Regions from separate parts of the Homo sapiens genome. Here all the other regions are linked to region 1. A link is a contact called in ENCODE Hi-C or POLR2A ChIA-PET data. All regions are on one chromosome and are shown on one strand. Each heading gives the region's core, a stretch centred on a gene start or an enhancer-like site at or near the end of the contact. The rest is flanking DNA. Distances are from core to core; before and after follow the strand shown.

What was found. Hi-C counts contacts between places; a loop is a spot of excess contacts on that map. ChIA-PET counts read pairs that join two places held with the same protein, here RNA polymerase II (POLR2A). Pooled maps may share reads with other maps.
Region 2: a map with no recorded cell type shows a loop between it and region 1 (3-fold over the local background). The contact joins the promoter of TRG-AS1 here to the enhancer-like site in region 1. A Hi-C loop is called at or near these places in 6 of 37 single-sample maps with no recorded cell type and 5 of 50 pooled maps.
Region 3: a map of aorta shows a loop between it and region 1 (9-fold over the local background). The contact joins the promoter of STARD3NL here to the enhancer-like site in region 1. A Hi-C loop is called at or near these places in 1 of 168 maps with a recorded cell type or tissue (aorta), 11 of 37 single-sample maps with no recorded cell type and 14 of 50 pooled maps.
Region 4: a loop to region 1 is called in a map of CD8-positive, alpha-beta T cell, with 4 times the contacts of the local background. The contact joins the promoter of AOAH here to the enhancer-like site in region 1. A Hi-C loop is called at or near these places in 1 of 168 maps with a recorded cell type or tissue (CD8-positive, alpha-beta T cell), 3 of 37 single-sample maps with no recorded cell type and 6 of 50 pooled maps. POLR2A ChIA-PET finds 5 or more read pairs at or near these places in 2 of 52 experiments (CD8-positive, alpha-beta memory T cell and activated CD4-positive, alpha-beta T cell).
Region 5: a pooled map shows a loop between it and region 1 (2.3-fold over the local background). The contact joins two enhancer-like sites. A Hi-C loop is called at or near these places in 2 of 37 single-sample maps with no recorded cell type and 9 of 50 pooled maps. POLR2A ChIA-PET finds 5 or more read pairs at or near these places in 1 of 52 experiments (activated CD4-positive, alpha-beta T cell).

The regions. Positions count from the first base shown.
Region 1 is chr7:37,348,720-37,351,478 of GRCh38, reverse strand. All of the region lies in intron 1 of ELMO1 (engulfment and cell motility 1), which reads left to right. It also overlaps the pseudogene RNU6-565P. Among named protein-coding and RNA genes, the nearest start is that of ELMO1, 99 kb to the left of the region's middle. Within about 2 kb of position 1,343, at least 4 of the 41 ENCODE cell types and tissues checked have a DNase peak (open chromatin) inside an H3K27ac peak, as active enhancers do.
Region 2 is chr7:38,340,016-38,342,774 of GRCh38, reverse strand. TRG-AS1 (T cell receptor gamma locus antisense RNA 1) reads right to left here and starts at 1,354. Exons shown (of 4, transcript NR_040085.2): 1 at 976-1,354. It also overlaps TRG and the pseudogene TRGV6.
Region 3 is chr7:38,176,917-38,179,675 of GRCh38, reverse strand. STARD3NL (STARD3 N-terminal like) reads right to left here and starts at 1,431. Exons shown (of 9, transcript NM_032016.4): 1 at 1,256-1,431. RefSeq lists a silencer at 1,175-1,454 and an enhancer at 1,705-1,784.
Region 4 is chr7:36,723,244-36,726,002 of GRCh38, reverse strand. It overlaps AOAH (acyloxyacyl hydrolase), which reads left to right and starts at 1,509. Exons shown (of 21, transcript NM_001637.4): 1 at 1,509-1,981. The coding sequence starts at 1,855.
Region 5 is chr7:36,783,646-36,786,404 of GRCh38, reverse strand. No RefSeq gene overlaps it. Among named protein-coding and RNA genes, the nearest start is that of AOAH, 61 kb to the right of the region's middle. Within about 2 kb of position 1,349, at least 8 of the 41 ENCODE cell types and tissues checked have a DNase peak (open chromatin) inside an H3K27ac peak, as active enhancers do.

The sequences.
Region 1 (2,759 bases), core at 94-2,593:
GGATGACCTTTCCCCATGGAGGGAGCATGGCTGCAGACAGCTTCAGCTTCAGCTTCATCCCCAGCAGAAGGCAAGAACTCCTGGTGATCTACCTGCCTGGTCCCTGCAAAGTGCTAGGATTACAGGCGCAAGCCACTGCGCCCAGCTGACAAATTTATGAGATCCTTATTAAGGATATTTATACTAGGTTGGATCACATTTATTGCAAATTTTTTTTCAGATTGTTATTCGTGTTTAAATTTTTTAAATACTTTAATATATAAAAATTACACATGGGTCATGCTAATCTTCTCTGTATTGTTCCAGTTTTAGTATATATGCTGCTGAAGCGAGCACTGTCTCTAAATTTTTATAAAGGTTTTTGGAATTCAGAAGTTTTTAAGCTTGCTTGTATCAAATCATCAGGCTCTTCTTTGACGCTTTCTGCCTTTTGTGTTTTATTAGTTTGCTAGGGCTGCCATAAAAAAGTACCACAGACTGGGGTGCTTAACTAACAGAAATGGGTTTTCTCACTGTTACGGAGGCTAGAAGTCAGAGATCAAGGTGTTATCAGTGTTGGTTCCTTCTGAGGGCTTTCTCCTTGGCTTACAGATGGCTGTCTTCTCCCTGTGTTCTTAGGTGGTCTCCCCTCTGTACCTTCTGTGTTCAGATTTCCTCCTCTTAAAAGGATAATAGACAAACATGCTGTATTAGGGCCCGGCCTGAAGACCTAATTTTAACTTACTTCTTTCGAGGTCCTGTCTCCAAATACAGCTACATTCTGAGCTACTGGGGGTTAGGATTTGAACATACAAATTTTGAGGGGGACACAATTCACCTGTAACAGTTCTCATACTAAAGAGGCCTCTATCAACCTGAGAGGATTTAAGGATTTGAAGGAAGTCATTTAAACTAGTTAAGATTTAGTATCTTCATTAATTTACTGCAAATAATAACACCTGTCACTCAGGGCTGTGAAGAAGAGTGAGTAAAGTGCGTGTCCACGGTGCCCAGCCCCATGCCTGCTCTAGGCGCCTGTCTGCCACTCCTTCTGGCAGCTGTCCCCTAGCCTTCATGATGTCAATGCCAGACACTGGGAAAGCAAAGACTTTTCTCTGCAAGTTTCCATTATATTGCAAGCCAACCGTAGCTAATAGCACATTTCCCCACCTGTCAAGTAAATGGGCTGAATTGTTGCTGAGATTAGCATACATGGCTAGCGTGTACAGAAAATGAAATACTGAGCCTCCACACTGGATTCCATTCTCTGTTTATTCTCTTTCTGCTGAGTGCTTGCATGTTCTGTTCTGAACACACCGTGTTCCCTCATTTCTGAAGCCACAAACTTCCTCTTAGGCCCCGGGCTGTCTTCAGAATGGCCATCAGGTCCCTGATACGGGAACCTGAAATGACACCCCCACCATATACCCATCCATCCAGACCCTCCAGTGTAGGGCAGGTGGGGGGACATGTGCCCACCACTGCTGCTCCCATGGGAAACAAAGACTGGCTTCAGCAAACCTGGACACTCATACATCCTGAATAATGTCAGCTGACCACACCACCGACTTCATGTATTCCTTGACCTAGACACTAAAGGTATTGAGACAATTTCAGTCTGTTTGGCATAAGAAGGATGGTAGCACAAAGAAGAGAAGAGCAAAACTTTTACCCAAAGCCTATTTCGGTGGCCCCTTCTGAGGTTCAGTGTACCATGCAGGGCGGTGTTCTCAAAAGTGAAGACTAGGCCAGGTGTGGTGGCTCACGCCTATAATCCCAGCACTTGGGGAGGCCGAGGTGGGCAGATCACCTGAGGTCAGGAGTTCGAGACCAGCCTGGCCAACATGGTGAAACCCCATCTCTACTAAAAATACAAAAATTAGCCACGCAAGGTGGTGCCTGCTTGTAATCCCAACTACTCGGGAGGCTGAGGCAGGAGAATCACTTGAACCCGGGGGGCGGAGGTTACAGTGAGCTGAGATTGTGCCACTGCACTCCAGCCTGGGTGACAGAGTGAGACTTCATCTCAAAAAAAGAAAAAGAAAAAAAAAGTGAAGACTAGAGGGCTCCAGGAAGACAGCAGTGCCAAGAGGGAAGGGCTGCTTTCAGTGGGTGATCCTCCTGAAGCCCTTTCCCTTTCTGCCTAACCTAATGCAAGGGGAAAATGTGGTCTATGTCTTTTTCTATCAGAGACAACTCAACATTAAAAATATGAGATGAACAGCTCCCTTTCCACTATCCCCATCATCATTATAAACCCATTATCCATCATCAGTAGATAATGACTTAGCGGGACAGAGGACAGCTTTTCTGGTGAGGAAGGAAGGGGCTGAGGAGTGGAAGCAGATCGTTTCTCCAGCTGTTTGGTGTTTCTCTCCCATTGATCTGCCCTGGCCTCCACTGGCCCATCTGTTGGGCTTGTGAGTGCAGTAGGGGAGGGGACACACGGTTCACCAGGGCAAGTGTGTTCGTTTCCCCAACACACAGCTTCTACAGGAATGGCCATACAGGCTTAATTTTTTTCTCAGTAGGGTTTACTGTGCAACAGAAAGACTACAAAGAGCATTAAAAGGTTCAAAGCCATTGCAGTCACCCAAAACTAAAAAACTATATGGGAAATTCAGAAAAAACAACAAAAAGTGATCAGGTATTTGGGACCTTTGTGGAACCGAAAGAATTAATTAAGCTGTATGGAAAAACCTGTAGAGATGTAACAGATCTTTAAGAGACTACAGCAAGAGGCATGTTGAACTTGGGGCATAGAACAATGTGTAGAGAGA
Region 2 (2,759 bases), core at 105-2,604, 990 kb before region 1:
CAACAATATTTGTTTCCATACAGTAAGTCAATACCAAAAAGAGAACTTATTAAATAATTGACTATTTCCTTGTGAATATTAATATATCACTTTATCACATGATAAAATATTACATACATGCAGCTCTCTTACTGCATTTTCCACTGTGTTCCATGAATCTTCTCATTCTAGTGCCAGTATTGCCCTCTCTTCAGCACTGTAGCTTTATAGTTCTTTTCACATTCTGATGAAGTTTCTCTCATTTTTTTGTTTTAAGAATTTTCTGTGCATTCTAGTGTGATCTCAATCCTCTCCCTTCCCAGTTTTAAACCGTGAGACTTCTGTCCAGCAAGACTTTTTCACGCTCCAAGGCAGGCAAGCTTCCCTCCTTCACAGGGACCCGAGAACTCAGCTTTCAGAGCTGTTCCTGCGGAAGCCTCATGTCCTCCACGTGTGCTCCAGAGGCAGAGGGAGACCAACTGGAGCCCCTTCCCTTTCTCATTCCCAGCTGTGATGACAGCAGAAACTGCAAAATTTGAGCTAGGACAACACAACAACCAAGAGAGACATTGTTCTACATCTCATTATGCATATTTCAAACATGTGTCTCTATATACTTCTTACAGAGGTGGTGGTAATCTGTGCATGCCCTACTGAATTTTCACAATTATATTACTGTACTTGTTTTGTCCCCTTATTTCCATCTGTGAATCCAGGTGCACTGCAGATATTAGTCTGCTTTCTGAGGGTAGGGATGACAAATAAAATATACAATACCCAGGGAATTTGGAAGTTCAGATATATAACAAGTTTTTAGTTCAAGTATGTTCCAAATATTTCATGACATGGCACCCAGTACTACTTTAAAAACAAACAAGCAAACAAACAAACTTACACTCCTACTTTAATGAACAAAAATTGTCTAATAAAGAGATCACACCCACAGGATTACAGGCACCCCCCCCCCCGCCCCCCGCCACACACACACACATTTACCTTAGAGCAGAGTCCAAGGCCCACCAACACACATGATCCTCAGTCCTTTTAATAAAGAACATTCAACCCTCCTCAGAGTGGCCTTGGGCAGTTGCCTCCAAGTGTCCTTGCAGATGTGAAAAGGAAGTTGGTTCACAGCCCTAATCAGAGGCTTCCTGGCAGGACAAGGTCCTGGCATCAGCATTAGCTGCTGCAACTCTGAAGGGCAGGGTGTGAGCCTGCTGTGGGACTGCCCCCTCCTAGGGCTGGGCCTGCTGACTCCAGGGGTCAGCTTTCCCCATATCTGCACTCCCTCTGCTGGAGGCCTGAACTCTCCATGCCCCTGGCTCTCTTCTGCAGAGGGCCTGCTCTCAGCTGCCACAGAGGGTGCTGCAGAACTGGCCTGAGCAGAGAGGCAGGAGCTCCTCTGCAGGTCCTCCCAGGCACCACCCTTCTGGAAGGAAGGCGTGGGAGTCCCCTAAGACACATCCTCAGTCACTTCTCCCTGCTTGTGACTCAGGAAGACCAGCCTTCCCCACTGCCTTCTGTGCTAGGGATCACTTCCTTGTTGAGTGGGACCTGAGTTTTGAGAGGATCTTCTGCTCCTGTTCATCTGGGCCCTTTCTTTCAAGACCCCAGAGACGAAGGCATGTGGTGGGCCCTAGCCCTGCTTCTAGCTTTCCTGTCTCTTGGTAAGTGTGCTGCCTACAGAGAGGCTCACAGGTTGGGTTTTGTTTTGGATTTTTCTTCTTTAGCAAGGGACGCCATACTAAGGAATACCTCATTATATTTTATGTTGTTCCCATTGCAGCCAGTCAGATATCTACTAACTTGGAAGCGAAAATAAAGTCAGGCACCAGGCAGATGGGGTCATCTGCTGTAATCACCTGTGATCTTCCTGTAGAAAATGCCTTCTACATCCACTGGTACCTACGCCAGGAGGGGAAGGCCCCACAGCATCTTCTGTACTATGACATCTGCAACTCCAGGGATATGTTGGAATCAGGAGTCAGTCAGGAAAGCATGATACTTATGGAAGTAGAAGGATAAGCTGGAAATTTATACCTCCAAAACTAAATGAAAATGCCTCTGGGGTCTATTACTGTGCCACCTAGGACAGGCAGAGTGATTCAGACCTGCTCTACACCACACTGAATATCTGTCTTGTGGCTGCTTCTGGTACACAAGAGAGAGCCGTCCCCTCTCATTTCCTGCCCTGAATTTACTGTATTCTGTACAAAGAGAAACAGCTTAACTCCTGATCTCCCCCCTAATATTACACTCTCCTGTCAGCAGCTGTACCCTGTTCCCCACCCTCCCCCAGGACTTTCCTGAAGACTAAGCTGCCATCTCAGCTAAGCCTCAGCTAAGCAGCCTGGCTGAGAGCAAGGTTTTCTCAGCTCTCCTAGGACATGGGGGAGGCCCACTCACTCTGTTTCTTAGGGTCCAGCTGTGAAGCGAGATATTTTGGACAGCAAATGGGAAGGGTATTTATACTGAATCATGTATCCAATCATGGTCCAGAGATCGCAGCTGAGAGTGCTGCTTACTCCTTATGTCTATAACAATATAGGCAATATTATAAATACCACTAAAACACTAGGCCTAGATATGCAGTTAAACACTCTCTCCCTCTGCCCTCCCTTTTATTCTCTCTCCTTTCTTACTTCCTTGCTTGCTTTTATTATTTTTTCTTCCCTCCCTCCCTCCCTCCCTCTCTCCCTCCCTTCCTTCCTTCCTTTTTTCATTTCTTCCTTCCTTGCTTTTCTCTCTCTTTCTTTCCTTTTTGGGTACATAATCCGAAT
Region 3 (2,759 bases), core at 182-2,681, 830 kb before region 1:
ATATTCTCCAACAAAAGTTAAAGTCTTTGAGGGTATGGGCCTTATCTAAATTGCTCACTACTCAATCTCTAAAACCTAAAACAATGAGTGGCATAGACAATCACTCAGGCAAACTGTCCATTGAATAAATCCAAATGATGTTAATCACCATCCTTCTGTGAACATAAGTAAGGTAATATCCCTCAGAGGCTGTTTCATTTCATTTCTTTCATGCAGTTTTAGGCAATGCAATAATGCAGTTTTAAAAGACCAATGTTTGAGACAGTTAGATTTTAAAGACAGTGACTTCTACACGACAACATATTGTATGTTTTCATTTTATGAACATGAATAATCCACCACCTTATCAGAATCCATCAATAAAACAAGGATACCATAAGTCGTTTTGTGAGATCCTGCTTCTAGAAAGAGGCGTATGGGTAGATATGGTATACAGACGGGAATTACCTTTCAGAATTCTTCCTAACAAGGAAATGTGGCAAACTGGACTAATTCCAGTAAAGATTTAATTAGACCCGTTACTTGGTTACCTTGCTAAACTTATCCAAACTAGTACTGTGTCAAGTGATGAATTCAGTGATTCCATCTGTGAAATAGAAGACAAATGACACAGTGAACAAAGAAAAGTTCCACAATGTCCACCCATGTTTGAACTAAAAGAGAGGGGGAAAAATCCCTAACCCTAAATCAAAAGTATTCAAGCAACTAAGATTTCAAACAATGGCGAGATATCTACGAGTAGGTGAAGCAGTTAACTGAAACCACAGGGAGAACATTCATGATTCGTGCTTTCTTTCTTTTTTTTTTTTTTGAACACGACTTTTCTCAATGAATAGAAGAGACTCACAACCGCCTGTGTCTGGACAACCCACGCATTACACCCAGTCACCAATTCTTGGTCCTTCTTGGGGGCCCATGGCGCCAGCCCGGGGCCGACCCCACCGGGGACTCCTCAGGGTCCGCAGGCTGGAGGAATGAGGACACTCCCGCTACCTATATCCATCCCTGAATCCCGGCCCACGCCGTGGGAGCAGCGGGGCTCAGCATTCTGCAACTTCACTCTTGTGTCCATTATGAGCACAGCCTGCCTCGCCCCTCCTCCTCCCCTGGAGGCTCGCGCAGGACTCAGGAAACAGAACAGGACCAGGATATGGCCTCCGTCCGCGGGTCCCCTGTACGCCCCCATGTAAGTCATCTGACCCAGGAGACTCAGTTTTCCAACCTGTCAAATAGGGGAACGAGAAACCCAGCCTACCTTAACGGGTGGTTCCTGGCCGGCCGCCCCAGGCTGGCCCGGGAACTGCGGATCCGCGGTCGCGCCCCGGCCTGAGGGGCGGGGCTTGGCGGGGCGTGACCGGGACCCAGTCCAGCGGACAACGCGCAGCCCACCGCCCGCACCCAGCAGCCCCGGGACCTCCGGCCCGTGACGTCAGCACGCTGACGTCGACGCACACAGCTCGCATCTCGCTCGAGGGACCAAAGACCCGACTGGTTCCTGAGTGCCTCCATAGAGGAGCCAACCTATTGGCCAGATGACATGTCAATCTTCTACTGACCAGTAAACGACGCGGGAAGGAGGGAGAGGGCGAGCCGGTCTGCCTGTAGGAATGGGTGGGAAATCTGGGCATCCAGCTTTGAAACACGGAGCTGGTTGGACTTTCCCGCATTGTGCATCGCACGGTTTAACAAGCGCCCGCTTCCTCTTCGTCCGCGTTTCTGCGCCTTCCGCTTCCCTTCAGTTATTCGGTGGGGGTTTATGCTCCAGCTCGTGGGAAAATGTCATGGAAATGGGTTTCAGGGCCTCTTGGGCACCTCATGCTGAGCCCTCCAGGAATAAAAACAGGGCATACCATTTCTATGTCGGTACTCAGCTCAAGAGTCACCTCTTCTAACTCTCACTTCCCCCAGACCTATTTAGGATACCTTTTCTCAGCGCTCCTAGTTCATAACTAACATCTCTAAGCGGTAGTCACATTTAATTATATCTATATGTCTGTTTTCACACGAAGTTAGGCACCTTTTATTGTTTTATTTAAAATTTAATTAAACTTTTCTCCCAACGGATGCTACACTTATTCACATTTTTAGAAGTACAGAGGTATACAGTGAACATTCTTTGGATCCCCATTTCATTATTTGTATATTTTTCCAAAGTCATTCTAAGTACCGTTATTAATTTTAAATTACACAAGTAAGATTTTGTCCATGCGAAAAAAAAAAAAAGCTTAAACGTTACAATTATGCTTATATCCCTTTTAGGCCCTAATTACAAACCCAGTCTGTAGATGATGACTCCTAGTTCCTGTGCATTTGCAAGTGTAGATGTTACTTTTTTACACTTAGCATTGAAATCTTTCCATATCTGTATATAAATCTACCTCATTCTCTGAAAATGCTGCATGTCCTCAGAACCAATATGTGTATATATATACATACATAATTAATGTACCATTCCCCCACCCTCACGTTTGTTTATTAATATTATTATGAGAAGCAATGGTACCATAAATATATATGTAGATGCCTTTTTGTACTTAGGTCCAAGTATTTCTCTAGAGTGCAGATACCAACAAGAGAATGTACTGGATCACAGAGTTTGCACGATGTAAATCCTTAATAGATTTCACTGATTTGCTCCCCTGAGTAGTTGTTTTAACTTACATTCCCACTGCTAGTATTTGAGCAATTTTTCCCTGTATCCTCGCCAATACTGATAAAATACAATTTAAAAAAATTTTATAAACTGATAGATGTGAAAA
Region 4 (2,759 bases), core at 260-2,759, 630 kb after region 1:
ATTGGAGCGGATATTACCATTATCCCAATAGAAATGAGCTACTTGGGAGGCTGAGGTGGGAAGATCACTTGAACCCAGGAGGTCAACACTGCAGTGAGCTGTGATCACACCACTGCACTCCAGCCTGGATGAAAAAGCAAGGCCCTGTCTCAAAAAACAAACAAACAACAACAACAACAACAAAAACAAGACACTGAAGGGGGGAAAGTTACATCACTGGTCTAATATATTACTCAGAATAAACAGTAGACATGAGACGTAAGCATGAGCCTTTCTGTCTTCACAATCTGAGTTCCTAATCAATCAGTCCTTTATTTAGCCTCCCTTGGAAGTCTCTGGAACTTCTCTAGGCCTCACCCCTGTGGTGGTCCTAGTGACCCCAGAGCTCCCCTTAGTCACAGAGTGAAGAACTGAAGCAGCAGCACCTTAGAGTCAGAGGAAGTCACAGGCCCATGGACGCCTAACGATATCCTCAGTATTGGGCTGGAAGTGTAATTAGGGAAACACTCTGACTTGTGCTATCTCTGCAGCAGGTTTGGGAATTGTAGCCCCATCGGTGCTTGTAAGACTAATGACTGCACAAGAAATCTTCCAACCATAAAAACTGGTATTTCCTACATCCTGGAAAGGATGCTACTCTAAAACTTTGCCTGCTACTCCAAATGCTATTTTTTTTAATTGCTAACAATTTAGATAGCTTCTATAATATTTCAAAATTTGTAATAAGCTCCCTCAGAGCCTAAGCAGAGAGAAACAGAATCTCATGACCTCCTACACTTACCTAGACTGTGGTACTTTGGCCCTGTCCTCTTATCTTGACTGAGAATGGCATATGATTTTGTTTTATCTTATTTTAGAGAGAAACATTTAGATTATATGTCTTTTATCTATGATCTGGTTCCGATTTTTTTTTTCCCTCAGAAAGACAGTGTTCAGTTCTATTCTTCAGAGCAGAAAATCAGTCTCTTAACAAATCATCCACAAAATGCACTTCGAAATTCTGGAGAAAAAAAAGATGCATTGTGCACAGCCTAGCAACTGTGAATTGATTAATTCTAACCCATGTTTTTTCTCATTAGGTCTAAAATCCCACCATGCTAACTGCCCATTATTTTCTGTACTGTTTATTTTCTGCACACCAAATAAAAGGCCTTGACCCTTCAAGGAATAACCCAATTTCTCCAGAGGAAAGATATTATTTGACCAGAATATCCTTTTACAACAAAATAAGGATCACAACCTTACCATATAAAGCTGTTGAAAACAAGACTAAGTAAGTTCTGAATGTAACCAATTAGAATTTCTACAATATGTGGGTGCTGCTGATCAAATTGTTAAAGGGTTGTGTGCTTGTGGATTAGTTTTTTTTTTCTTTTTTCTTCTCAGTTTTGGCTTTAGTATCGTTTTGTTTTGTTTTGCAAGAATGAAAGGGGAAGGGCCTCCTAACCAACCCAACAGATCAGTTCCGGCAAGCCTCGAGGCTCACGGGGTTTATGCACACTAACTTCACTGAGCCAGGGAGCACGGAAGTTGTGCCACTGTGCAACTTGGGTTTTCTTTATCCTGCAGTCTTTACCTCAGCAGAACCGCACACCACAGACTCCCTCCAGCTCTTTGTGTGTGGCTCTCTCAGGGTCCAACAAGAGCAAGCTGTGGGTCTGTGAGTGTTTATGTGTGCTTTTATTCACTTCACACTTATTGAAAAGTGTGTATGTGAGAGGGTGGGGTGTGTGTGTCAAAGAGAGTGAGGAAGAGAAGGAGAGAGAGATCAATTGATTCTGCAGCCTCAGCTCCAGCATCCCTCAGTTGGGAGCTTCCAAAGCCGGGTGATCACTTGGGGTGCATAGCTCGGAGATGCAGTCCCCCTGGAAAATCCTTACGGTGGCGCCTCTATTCTTGCTCCTGTCTCTTCAGTCCTCGGCCTCTCCAGCCAACGATGACCAGTCCAGGCCCAGCCTCTCGAATGGGCACACCTGTGTAGGTATGCAAATAAATATTTTTGTATTTTCTATGTAGACATAACAATGGGATCCAGTACTTTGCTTGCGTAATAAATCACATATTTTATTAAATCAAGAATTGTAAGATTCCAGGTAAGGCACCAGTAACCTCACTGACACAGAGAAATGTGGAGTCTAAGAGTAGACATTGACACTACATACATCTATGTGAATAAAAAGCATACTAGTTTAAATTGGGCATAAAACTCTTCCACCTCATTGGCGATTGGAATTTTTTCTTCTTGTATAGGTAACTATTATTTCAGGCTATTTTAGTCTGAAATTTTTACTGCTTTTCATGGGCTTTGACCTCATATAAACACATCTGAGTTTGAATCACTGCCCTCCTCCTACCCTTCTCTCCCATTTCCTACTGGCTGTGGAAACCTGGAGCAATGTACTTAACCCTCTCCATGCTTCTGTGTCCTTATTGGTGAACTGAAGTGAGTGAGACCCATCTCATAGGGATACCATGGAAATTGTGACCATGCATGTAAATCTGTGGCATGTGCACACAGTAAGGACTCAACCATCTTAGCTTCCTTCCGTCTCTCAGAGAATCCAGATTTGGCGATCACCTGGAGACGCTGAGCGTTGATATGGCTTCTTGGCTCATCTGTTAATGAAGTGTTTTATTTCCAAGAGGTTTTTTTTGTTTGTTTTTTTTGGATGAGAGCAGGAAGTAAGGTAAGATCTTTGATATTCACATTGTAGCTCTCATAACATGGGAATTCTCATAATAGTGGTGGCATTTAGATG
Region 5 (2,759 bases), core at 100-2,599, 570 kb after region 1:
AAGTTCTTCTGCTTGCCTTCTATGATGGGAGAGGATGGGGCAGTACTTAAAAAGAAAAGGAACAGCCTTCAAAGTTGCCAGAGGGTAGAATAGGGAACTACACACTCATTATCCACTCCGCAGACTGAGTTATGAAGCTCTGAACAAAGAAACATGTTCTATGATTTCTGATCTAGAATTTTTTTTTTTTTTTTACCAGAATGCTGCTTCTTTGGTGATACTCCATTGCCTTTCTCCAGACAGCACATTCTCAGTAATAATATGAACTCCTCACCTGATTTGATGGCCTCCATCCTTCTTATTAAGGCTTCGAGAAGCGCAGTTTGTGAATTTGCCTTTGAATAGCTCATTAGGTTATTTGCTTTTGTTCCGGACTCCTGTCTCCTCTCCTGTATTCTGCCTCCTTATTTGTGCTTTTTCTTTAAAGCCAAAAAAAAGCCTAGAAAACTCCCTTATGCAAAATTCCAAATTCAGCTGTGCTTTTACCCGTATACTTAATTATAAGAAGTCGTGCCCGCTCTATACTTGCGGCTTTTCACAATGTGCCATTATGTAGAACAGCAAGCAGAAGCAAAAGGTAGTGAACTTCATTGGCAGTCTAATCCGCACAGAGCTATTGCTATTGAAATGCTGTAAATAGAAATAATATTCAAGAAGAAAGAATTTGCCTCTAGGGCTGTGCCCAATAGATCTACTTACAAACCCCAAACAAAGCCTGTCGAGTCAAGTATACTTAGCCCAGTGTCTGGAACATAGCAATCCTTTTTAAAATATTTGTTGAATGAATTAACTGATTATTTTCATTTTTCCCCTCACCATTCATTCTCTGCTCTCCACCTTCCTTTGCCCACCTCTGTCCTGACCCCCGGGGCTCCTTATTTAGCTCTACTGCTGAGTGGCTTTCCACTGTCTACAGGCCATTGGAGGTTGGAAGGTGGAAGGAGAGACACATGAGGTTTCTCTTCCCATTTCCTCTCCTCCATGTTGCTCTGACATGGCTGTGCCCTCCACAGCTACAGCTTCTATGGTGGCCCCGCCTCCATGGCCCCACCTCTCACTGAGTTCCAGGAATATTATTTCCTCCTTTTTTCCCTTTAGGTTGAAGGAGTTCAGGAAATATCACCCTGAAATGTGCTGCTTGGTATGCTGGTTAGTTCCCACTGGGGGCACTTGAGGAACAGCAAGTACAGGGAAGGGCTTTCTCTGAACTTCCTTCAGAAGGAGTTCAGTTGTCATGACCTCCCTCCCTGGGGAACACAGGAGAGACTTGAGGTTGACACCATGCCCAGACAGACTGTCATCGCTTCCTCTGAGGGCTGCTCAGAGACGGCTGTTATTACCCGAGAGAGGTTTCGTCTGCAGAACAAGACACCCTCTACGCACCACACATTTCCTTCTCCACCCTCCCCTGCCCTGTGTGCTGCCAAGCCCCAGAAGCCCCATGTCCCTATTCCTTCTGTAGCTTAGGATGCTACAGAAGCTTCAATCATCTGACCCATCTTTCAGTCTCATATTTTGTGAAACTCCAGGCATATGTACATAATTAAAATGTTTTTTTCTCCTGTTAATTGGCCTTATATCAATTTAATTCATAGCCTAGCCAAAGAACCTAGGAAGGTAGAGGAAAGCCATATATGGCTCCCCTACGGGGTCTAAGCCTGTTAACAGCTTCCTACATTGCTAGTTCCTGGATGTCTTCACATCCTTTTGGTTCCTTCAACCCCACCTGCATCTCAATAAATCATCCATTCATTAAACTCTTTCACTGAACTAGATTAGTTAAGTTTTGGTTTTTTCCAGTATCCTGACCGATACAGTGAATAAATGAAATAGATATATAAATGAAAAGACTTGAAAACCGACTTTAAAGTAATTTTGAATATATTGTTTTTAACATGAAGGAATAAAGCCATAAACATAAAAAATTATTTCTCAAAATAATAAAATCTCAATTATTAGTTTTACCTAAATGTAAGTTATAGTATGCTCAAGTATACATTTATTTTTATATTACATATGCCAGGGGCCAGGGGCAGGTAATGTAATTGGGAAAACTTTTCCAAGTGTTAAGAAAAAAGCCACTACTAAGTGTCAAGAAAAAAACCACTACTAAGCACACTAATAAATGATGTCTGGCAATTAGCTCGTATATGCATTCTAGAGTAGAAGTTTGCTACACGCATACATGTATATATTTTGCAAAATAGTCTTCATCAGTCATAAAAGTGATAGATGTTGCCTGGTATATCATCTGGGGTCCAACTTCTCACAAAAAGCAAAAACCTTTTTACACCATAACTACGTGGTTTTAGGAAGGTGGGCCCCAAGGTGGGGGGTCAACATAGGTATGTTCTGCTTTCAAGTTACAGGTAGAAGCCATTTGCAGACACCTCATAATCAAAAGAACCGGTCCTCAATCCAGAACCAAGACTTGAATTACTGGAGTTTAGAAGTGTTGAAAACTAGAGTTCGAGCCGGGCACGGTGGCTCACGCTTGTAATCCCAGCACTTTGGGAGGCCAAGGTGGGTGGATCACGAGGTCAGGAGTTTGAGACCAGCCTAGCCAACATAGTGAAACCTTGTCTCTACTAAAAATACAAAAAATTACCCAGGCGTGGTGGCAGGCACCTGTAATCCCAGCTACTCAAGAGGCCGAGGCAGGAGGATCACTTGAACCCGGGAGTCGGAGGTTGCAGTGAGCCATGATAGTGCCATTGCGCTCCAGCCCAGGTGACAGTGCAAGACTCCATTAAAAAAAA